2 separate regions of the Mus musculus genome follow, and region 2 is linked to region 1. A link is a loop called in an ENCODE intact Hi-C map of the cell type or tissue named here. Cell type or tissue: gastrocnemius. All regions are shown on one strand.

What was found. A loop is a pair of places that touch in the nucleus more often than their neighbours do. Peaks named below come from ENCODE experiments on the same cell type or tissue, not always from the same donor. Only the 100,000 strongest peaks of a DNase experiment are listed, where the experiment ranks them.
Region 2: a loop joins it to region 1, with 2.9 times the contacts of the local background. A loop is called at or near these places in 1 of 42 quality-filtered maps.

Annotation. Positions count from the first base shown.
Region 1 is chr7:141,090,392-141,094,391 of GRCm38, forward strand. Pkp3 (plakophilin 3) reads left to right here. Exons shown (of 13, transcript NM_019762.2): 13 at 1-119. It overlaps Sigirr (single immunoglobulin and toll-interleukin 1 receptor (TIR) domain), which reads right to left. Exons shown (of 10, transcript NM_001355055.1): 3 at 3,336-3,534; 4 at 2,809-2,939; 5 at 2,587-2,727; 6 at 2,195-2,338; 7 at 1,990-2,092; 8 at 1,764-1,914; 9 at 1,412-1,601; 10 at 784-1,110. The coding sequence ends at 947. Among named protein-coding and RNA genes, the nearest start is that of Sigirr, 8.2 kb to the right of the region's middle. In gastrocnemius, a CTCF peak has its summit at 2,079; a DNase peak (open chromatin) is centred at 2,116; H3K4me3 peaks cover 741 bases; H3K27ac peaks cover 728 bases.
Region 2 is chr7:141,190,153-141,194,152 of GRCm38, forward strand. Hras (Harvey rat sarcoma virus oncogene) reads right to left here and starts at 3,852. Exons shown (of 5, transcript NM_001130443.1): 1 at 3,688-3,852; 2 at 2,678-2,829; 3 at 2,290-2,468; 4 at 1,979-2,138; 5 at 1-1,315. The coding sequence starts at 2,788. The coding sequence ends at 1,196. Lrrc56 (leucine rich repeat containing 56) reads left to right here and starts at 3,978. Exons shown (of 13, transcript NM_001172064.1): 1 at 3,978-4,000. In gastrocnemius, no CTCF peak of the experiment used is centred here; DNase peaks (open chromatin) are centred at 1,883, 2,117, 3,331 and 3,927; H3K4me3 peaks cover 2,979 bases; H3K27ac peaks cover 2,310 bases.

The sequences.
Region 1 (4,000 bases):
AGAGCTTGAGCTGCTCTGGTGTACTGGGTGGCGATTAGTCACAATGGCAAGGGCGGGGCCACCCTCGGCCTGACAGCTTTGTGACGGCAACATTGGGATTAAAGGTGGTTTTGAACACAGCCCCAGCTCCGTGTGTTTCCGTGACTGGCCACAGATCCTGAAGTGTACATTGTCTCCAAACACGACTACCTGTCCCAGAAGACACACCTCCAGGCCTACACATAGGCCACCCAAGGCGGAAGACACAGACAGGACGGGAAAGGAATTAAAAGGGATAGCCAACCTTACTGCTATCTGAGGCATAAACACACCAGAGCTGGGGACTTCCCAAGCAATATCCATGCCATAAACACAGCCAATACTCTGTCCACCCAGAGCTGGTGCTAGGAGGTGCCCTGAGGTGCTAGGAGGTGTCCACCCAGAGCTGGTGCTAGGAGGTGTCCTGGCCAGAGGATCAGCCTGGCTGCCCAAGGCTTGAACTCCAGGAAACTCAGAAACAGGAAGTCAGAACAATTCCTCATAAAATTATTAACAGTGGCTTCTTACTCAAAAATCTGCCCATATGAGAGAGGACTAGAGACAGTCATACTCCCAACCAGGAGGGACACTGGGAGCTATTAGAGCAAGGGATATGCCAGGGCTAGCTGAGGATAGAAGGCAGGTTTGAGCAGATAGCAGCCTGGGGAACATGGTGCTGGTAAGGATGAGAAGAGTCAGGGTCTCATGATGGAGGCAATAAGAGGCCTAGCAGTTACCTACCACCCAGACAGAAATAAGCCCGGGCAGGAACCAACAGGATTTTATTTTGTGACACCCTGGGGCCACACTCCTTTCCTGAGGGGCCCAGGGATAGAGGCAAGGGTTGTGATCCTAGGAAGGAGTGCCTGCTGCCTCTACCCTGGAAGCTGCCACCGTGATCTCATGGTCTGGGCTGCTGGGATATGGGCTACACATCATCCTCAGACACGAGGCAGTAGAAGTCTGTCCGTGCACTGTAGTTTCGAGAGCCGAGGTCAGAGACATCCATTTCACTGCCGTGGCTCTCTCCTATGCAGATCCTGGTTTCCTGCAGTGGAGTTGGTGGCTCCCCAAAGACAGGTCCACGGACACCTGCAGGATACCACAAGGCCTGAGGCTCCAAGATCGACAGCCAGTCTTCTACTAGGATCTGTGACCAGAGGGGGTTACTGTATGCTCACCCATCAGCCACAAAGACACTAGAGGCCCTGAAAGTTCCCCTACAGAAGCCTAGGAGCAAAACACCTCCTCAGAAAGAGGCACTGAGGGCCACTGTCTGTGGAGGTCAAACCTCCTTAGGAGACAGGATCTCTCGATGCCAGAGTCCTCCAAGCCTGAGTCCTTTCCAGGACGCTGGAGCTGTGTTTGACCCCTTGATCTGCAGTGAGCATACCCAGGTCTCCCTCAGGGTCTGGATCCAGCTCTGACTCCATGCCCCGGCCCTGGGCAGCACGTCCTCTCACGATTAGCATGGGATCTTTGTCATCCTGAAGTCGGGTTTGAGGGTCTCCCTCCACCGGCCTGTACTGCACCTTCCGTGGCAGTGCTAGCTGTAGCTCTTTCCAAAAATCAGAGGAAGGAGTCTGGGGGCCAGGTTTGGACAGAAAGTATAAACACATAGGGATCTATAAACAGGAAGCCTCTAGCCACCCAGGCCCAAATAGCACTGCCCTTGGCTGACTCGCAGGTCCCCCAGCCCTCCAGCATCTCAGGCACAACTCCCCTCCCGCCCCCAGCCCTCGCACCACGGAGCCAGGCTTCCAAAGCACCAGGGTCACGAGGTGGCGGTGCTGGCGCAGGAGCCGGAGAGCAGGGTGTATGGGCTCACGCCTCTGGCCCTCAAAGGTGATGAAGATAGGTCTGCGGGTGAGCTCCAGTAGGCGGCACAGTCCCTCCCTGAAAAGACCGGACTGTCAGGAGGGGCAGGATAGGTCTCCTGGTCCCCCATCCCAAGCCAACAGCCCAACGCACCGGAAGCTCTGGCTACACCAGGGCCGGCTTAGGAAGGCATCTGAAAGAACCACGATGAGACGCCGACAGCGACTCAGGTTCACCAAAAGGTCGGCAGAGGGCTCTGTAGGCAAGGGCGTGGGAGGACGGGTGAGAGGCGGGGCCAGTGACAAGGGCGGGACTCAGGGAACAGAGTAGGGACCAGGAGGCAGGACTTGGGCGGTACCCGCGCGAGGCAAGAGGTCGCGGTCCTCTAGGAAGAGTTTGTATCCCCGACGCCGCTCCAACTGAGGCTTCAGAATAAAATTTACAAATTTGCGGTCCTCTGGGCAGTCGCTATAGGACACGTAGGCATCGTATAACTTCCCATCTGTAGAGAAAGCCAGTCAGCAGGGCCAGTTAAAGAGGCACCTCTAGTCCATGTTCAGCACTTCTCTGAACATGTCTCTTCCTTCGGTTGACCCCAGTCCTGTGCCCTTCTGAGACACTGCCTTTCCACTGCCTCTGAACACCTAGATCCCTCTACAGCTACAACTCCCTCCACCTAGGACTGAACCCGGCTTGCAGCTAGGCCCTTGGCTGAAACCTGTGCCCTAATCCATGCAGAAACCCACATACCGTTCATCTCCACCTCCCCGTAAGTGTCTTGGTACCAAAGCAGCATGTTCAGCCGACACTTAACATAGAGCAGGGCCACCAGCAGCAGAACCACCAGGACCAGGAGGGAAGCCAGTACTGCAGCCACATGGCCAGCAGGGCCTGCAGACAGGGAGAACCACTACTCCTTTAATGTTAGGACTACAGGAAGCCCTTGCCCTCCACCACCTTGAACTCCCTCACCAGCTCGCCAAAGAGTGAAGGAATGGGAGCTGACATTCCAGACAGAACAGGTGAAGGTTCCATAGTCCTCTGCATTGGTCAAGTTGAGCACCAGGACACTGGACACAATCTCTGAGAAGTTGGCGCTGACCCTGGGAAAACCAGGCCAAATCCTTACCTGGGAACCAAGAACATTGGGGGGATGCCCAAGTCCCACCTGTCTGAGATTCATCCAGGGAGAGATTGCAGATTTAGGCTAAGTGGACAGAATTTGGGCCTACGTCATGGGGATCCTTTGGTTACAGGCTTAGCTAGTCAATGAACCATTATAGACTAAGAATTCTATGCCCAGACAGTCTACAAGATACATGAATAAACAAAGACCCAGAGTCAACCCTCTATCTGTGGTCATGGAGATAGTTGGCCATGTCAGATTTGCATAAGTAATACATCGCCTTCACTCATGGTGTTAGAGTTAAGGGTGTAGGTCAGAAAGGCTGGCCATGGGTGTATCCCAGTGGTTACTCTAATCCTGGATGCCTTCTTACCAGAAGTCCTCATGGAGGCTGAAGTGGCTTCCATTGCCCAATGCCAGACCATCTTTCAGCCACTGCACTGATGGCTGGGGACACTGGGGCCTAGAGAACACCCAAGCTGTGCAATTCAAAGCAACTTCTCTGCCAAGGGCAAGACCCAAGGCCTGGTCTTCAGATGGGGAAAGGAAATTAGGGGCCATGTCACAGACACCTGCAGAAAGAGTACAACAGGTCAGCCTACTGCCATGCTATCCACAGATGCTCTAAAAACACTTGCAATGGGCACACAACAGTGATCACACAACATCCATCATGAGTCCTACAGGCAAGAGCCCGGGCTTGCATTCTTTCCTCAGCAGTGGGCAGTTGTGTTCTGCTGGCCCTCATGTGACAGCCTTGTGCTCAGGGGGAACATTAACAGAAAGGGGAGTGGCCAGAGTCATAAGTGAGCTGAGCCAGCCCAGCCAGCGGAGCCCATCTGTTGGTTTATCCCTGGTAGACACGAGTCCAGGCTCCATACTACCCCGTCAGAGTAGAGCCAGCTCCTGCCTCCCTCATCCTTCAGGCTTCTACTGAAGACCTACAGGGACTGTGGGTACCAAAGGTTGAAAGAATACATATAGCGTTCGAACTTCTTCCACAGAGACAGGGCAAGCCAGAGTCTGGGCTTCCAGGAA
Region 2 (4,000 bases), 100 kb after region 1:
TGTCTATTGGAGGCTCCTTGCATTTCAAGTGCCCTAAACAGAGGGACTTCACCCAATTCCACTCGAGTCTGGAAAGTATAAAGGGCACCCACCATGGGCCCCAGTGGCCAGGAAGAGGAGCAGGATAAGCAGATGGACCCTCCTGTAGCCATGACTAGAGCCAGAAGGAAGCACGCAGTGAGCAGCCATCTGACCTGCACGTGCCTCTCAAGGCCATACAGGTGACTTGGAGAAGAACATCTGTACACCTCAGAGAAGAGGGAGCAACCAGTGAGGCACTTTCTACCCTCTCAGGGAGTTGTGATGCCAGGCCCTAGGCACCAGTGGGACCCGAGGCTACACAGATAACATCAGGGCCCTATTTCCATAGTCCTAGAATCTCCATCCCAGGTCAGAGGGCTGCAGGATGTTGGGTCAGGGCAAATCTTACACTCTGTCACTCTTGAGGCTGTATTTCATGGATCCCAGAATGCAGGAAATGTGTTTCCTGCTGGAGACAAGGGATACCCTCTTACTCTCAGAGCCCTCCTCCTCCCATTAGTTAAAGGACAATAGGTCATATCACCTGACTATCCTTGTGTTGCCTATAACTTTCTGCAGCAAACACAAGACAGTTGGGACAGGCAGAAGGGAAGGGCTGTATAGTCCGAGGTCCCAGGCCAGCCTCCCCAGCCTCTTCTAGCACAGGAGCAAGGCAGATGATGGACCCCAGGTGCCCAGCATCTTCTGTGAGGCCACAGGCAGTGCACCTCCTACTTCCAGCCAGAGACAAGTCAAGACCATCAAATAATTTACTGTGATGCAACGTGTGCCCTCACAGGCAGGCGCCCGGAGGGAACTGAGAGGGGTGGAGGACTTGGGTGCCAGTGGCAACAGGGACAGTTCATGACAGTCTGTTCAAATTGTCCATGCGAAGGTCTTGGTCACATCTGTCCACCATCCCTGGACTGGCCTGGCTCCAGCACCGTTTCCTTCCTTCCCGCCTCTTTCCTTCCTTCCGTCGGCACCTCCTCCCTGCATCCGGCACCTCCATGTCCTGAGCCTGTGCCGGGACGGGCACAAAGGACATGACTGACTGCAGGCGGGGGGGATTGGCAGAATTGGGGGAGCAAGGACATCAGAGTGGATATGAAGTTCATCTGGCTAGCTGAGGTCACTGCCCCAGACGTCTCGCTGGTCCCTGCCTCACCTGGTGTCAGGACAGCACACATTTGCAGCTCATGCAGCCAGGACCACTCTCATCGGGTGGGTTCAGTTTCCGCAATTTATGCTGCCGAATCTCACGGACTAGTGTATAGAAGGCATCCTCCACGCCCTGGGGACAGAGGGACTAGATCAGAGAGGACTCTGGGGAGAAAAGGGGTGCTGTCTGGGTAAGAAACTCCCTGCCTAGATCAGGTCACACCCCAACGCTGGAGGCTCCCTTCCTCAGCTGCAAAACCAACACAAATAGGGAGCTGGGCCCTGGCCATCCAAAAGGCACAGGCCACTCTCCTGAAATAGGGTTCACTCCTGAGTATCACTCAAAGTCAGAGCCACTTAACTCAGGACTCTCCCAGACCCCCAGTACGTCTCAAGTTGAACAGCCTAACAACACTGAAGGGCTTAAAACTAGCCAGTATCCACAGGACACTGGGGACAAGAAGAACTAAGGCCCCTGGGTCGCCGCTCCGGCCTGGCTCAGGGCAGCTCTCTCCAGGGACCCCATCCTGCCCTAGAGCTATGTGAACTCAGAACTGCAGGGCATAAGCCCAGACCCTGGCCCTTGCCTCCCTCACAGCCCTGCGGTCTGGGAGACTTACAGCTTGAGGGCCGCTGGGTCACATGGGTCCCGGGGGAGGGGGGATCCCAGAGGGTCCCGGAGCTGGAGCCAGAGCGGCTGCCCTGTGTTGAGGGAGAGCGGCAATGAGCTCTGCTCCCTGGCTGGGGTGGGGTGCGGTAAATCCTTGACTAGCTGTGGAGAGGGAAACAGGCTCACCTGCCGGGTCTTGGCTGATGTTTCAATGTAGGGGATGCCATAGCTGCGAGCAAGGTCCTGGGCCTGCCGAGACTCAACAGTGCGAGCAGCCAGGTCACACTTGTTGCCCACCAGCACCATTGGCACATCATCTGAATCTTTCACCCGCTTGATCTGCTCCCTGGAGGGGGATGGGGTGGATATGAGCCAGCTAGCAGGCTGCAGGCATGACTGTGTCCAGGACATTCAAAAAAAGACATAAAGCCTCAGTGTGCACACGGAACCTTCCTCACGTGTGCCACGGGCTCACGGGCTAGCCATAGGTGGCTCACCTGTACTGATGGATGTCCTCGAAGGACTTGGTGTTGTTGATGGCAAATACACAGAGGAAGCCCTCCCCTGTGCGCATGTACTGGTCCCGCATGGCACTATACTCTTCTTGACCTGCTGTGTCTAAGATGTCCAGTAGACATGTCTCCCCATCAATGACCACCTGTTTCCGGTAGGAGTCCTGCAAAACAACACGGCTTAGTGGGGGTGGGGGGTGGGGGTGGGGTCTCACCTCTCCTCAGACCAGAGAATCCACAGAACCAGCCTACACCCTTGCACCTCTCATACCCTGATGGATCATACCCCATAACACCTACAAGACCTGGGCTGTTTGGTCATTTACCCATGACCACTGCCACAGCCCACCTCTGGCAGGTAGGCAGAGCTCACCTCTATAGTGGGATCATACTCGTCCACAAAGTGGTTCTGGATCAGCTGGATGGTCAGGGCACTCTTTCCCACGCCTCCAGCGCCCACCACCACAAGCTTGTATTCTGTCATAGCTTCTACAGCGGCTGCCAATCCAGGAGCTCCTGCCCCACCTGCCAATGAGAAGCACACTTAGCCAAGGCCCTTGCCACTTGAGACGGCTAATAGATGCCTGACCCAAGGGCCCTCTCCAGCATTGAGCAGGCAGGCCTGCCAGTGGCCCAGTTGATCACCTGTGGCACCTTCAGCTTGAAAAGGGAGGACCCCACCCCCACCCCCCAACCTCCTCAAACAGCACTTAATGGCTGTGTGAGGAAGCAGGGAGAGGCCCCCAAGGCAGGGCTGACAGCTGAGAGCTTCTCCCAACCACGCACCCAAATTAGAAGTCGCTAGGTAGGCAGAAACCCTCAACTGGAGGCGCCTGAGGGCTGAGGCCACCCCCCAAAAAACAGGTCCTGCCACGGCGGCCTCGGCGTGCCCAGGCAGGCCAATGCCAGCCTACAACCGGCTCTGGCCCGCCGGCATGTGGGTGCAACCTACAACTATTTACTGAGCGCCTACTGCATGCCAGGCGCGGTCCCGGCAGCGGGGGGAGGGTGGCTGGAGAAGGACCCTGCCCTCCACTAAGACAAACCTTCCACAAGGGGCCAGGGAGCTTTCACAGAGGGGGGGAAAAACGGCTGAGGGTGTGGGAAGCAGGTGACTACAGGAACGCGAGGGATGGCTGGGAGCAGAAGGCCCTGGTTGGGGCCCAACGCGGGTGTCCTTGTGGCCCCGAGGCCCGAGCGTGATGGCCGCGGGGCGCAGAGTCTCCGGAGGCCCGGGCGGCGCCTCGCTGGGAGGACGGCCACAGGCAGAGCGAGTCCGGCCGCAGAGGCGGGCAGCCGGACGCTAGGCACGCTGCCGGGCCGAGAGGAGCAAGGAAGCACCGATCACCTGCGCCCCGCGCCCCACCCCGTGCCCGCACTCACCGCTTGCTGGCGCGACTGCCCCCGGGGCCGGGGCCGGGGCCGGGGCAGGGCGGGGGCGCGGACGGGCGCCGGCTGGGCCCGCGCATGAGCTCCGTCCGCGGCGGGTGCGGCTCGGGCTGCGGGCGCCGGGAGCGGACGGCGGGGACTTGGCCGGGCCCGCGCTCGCCCCGCCCCGCTCCGCCCCACGCCCGTCCGTCAACTCGAGGCGGCCCGTGATTGGTCGAACTCCTCCGCACCGCGACCTGTTGTGGTTGGCTGAGCAACCCATCCGTCAGAAGCCGAAGCTGGGCGGGGCTTCCTGGAGCCGCGGGGA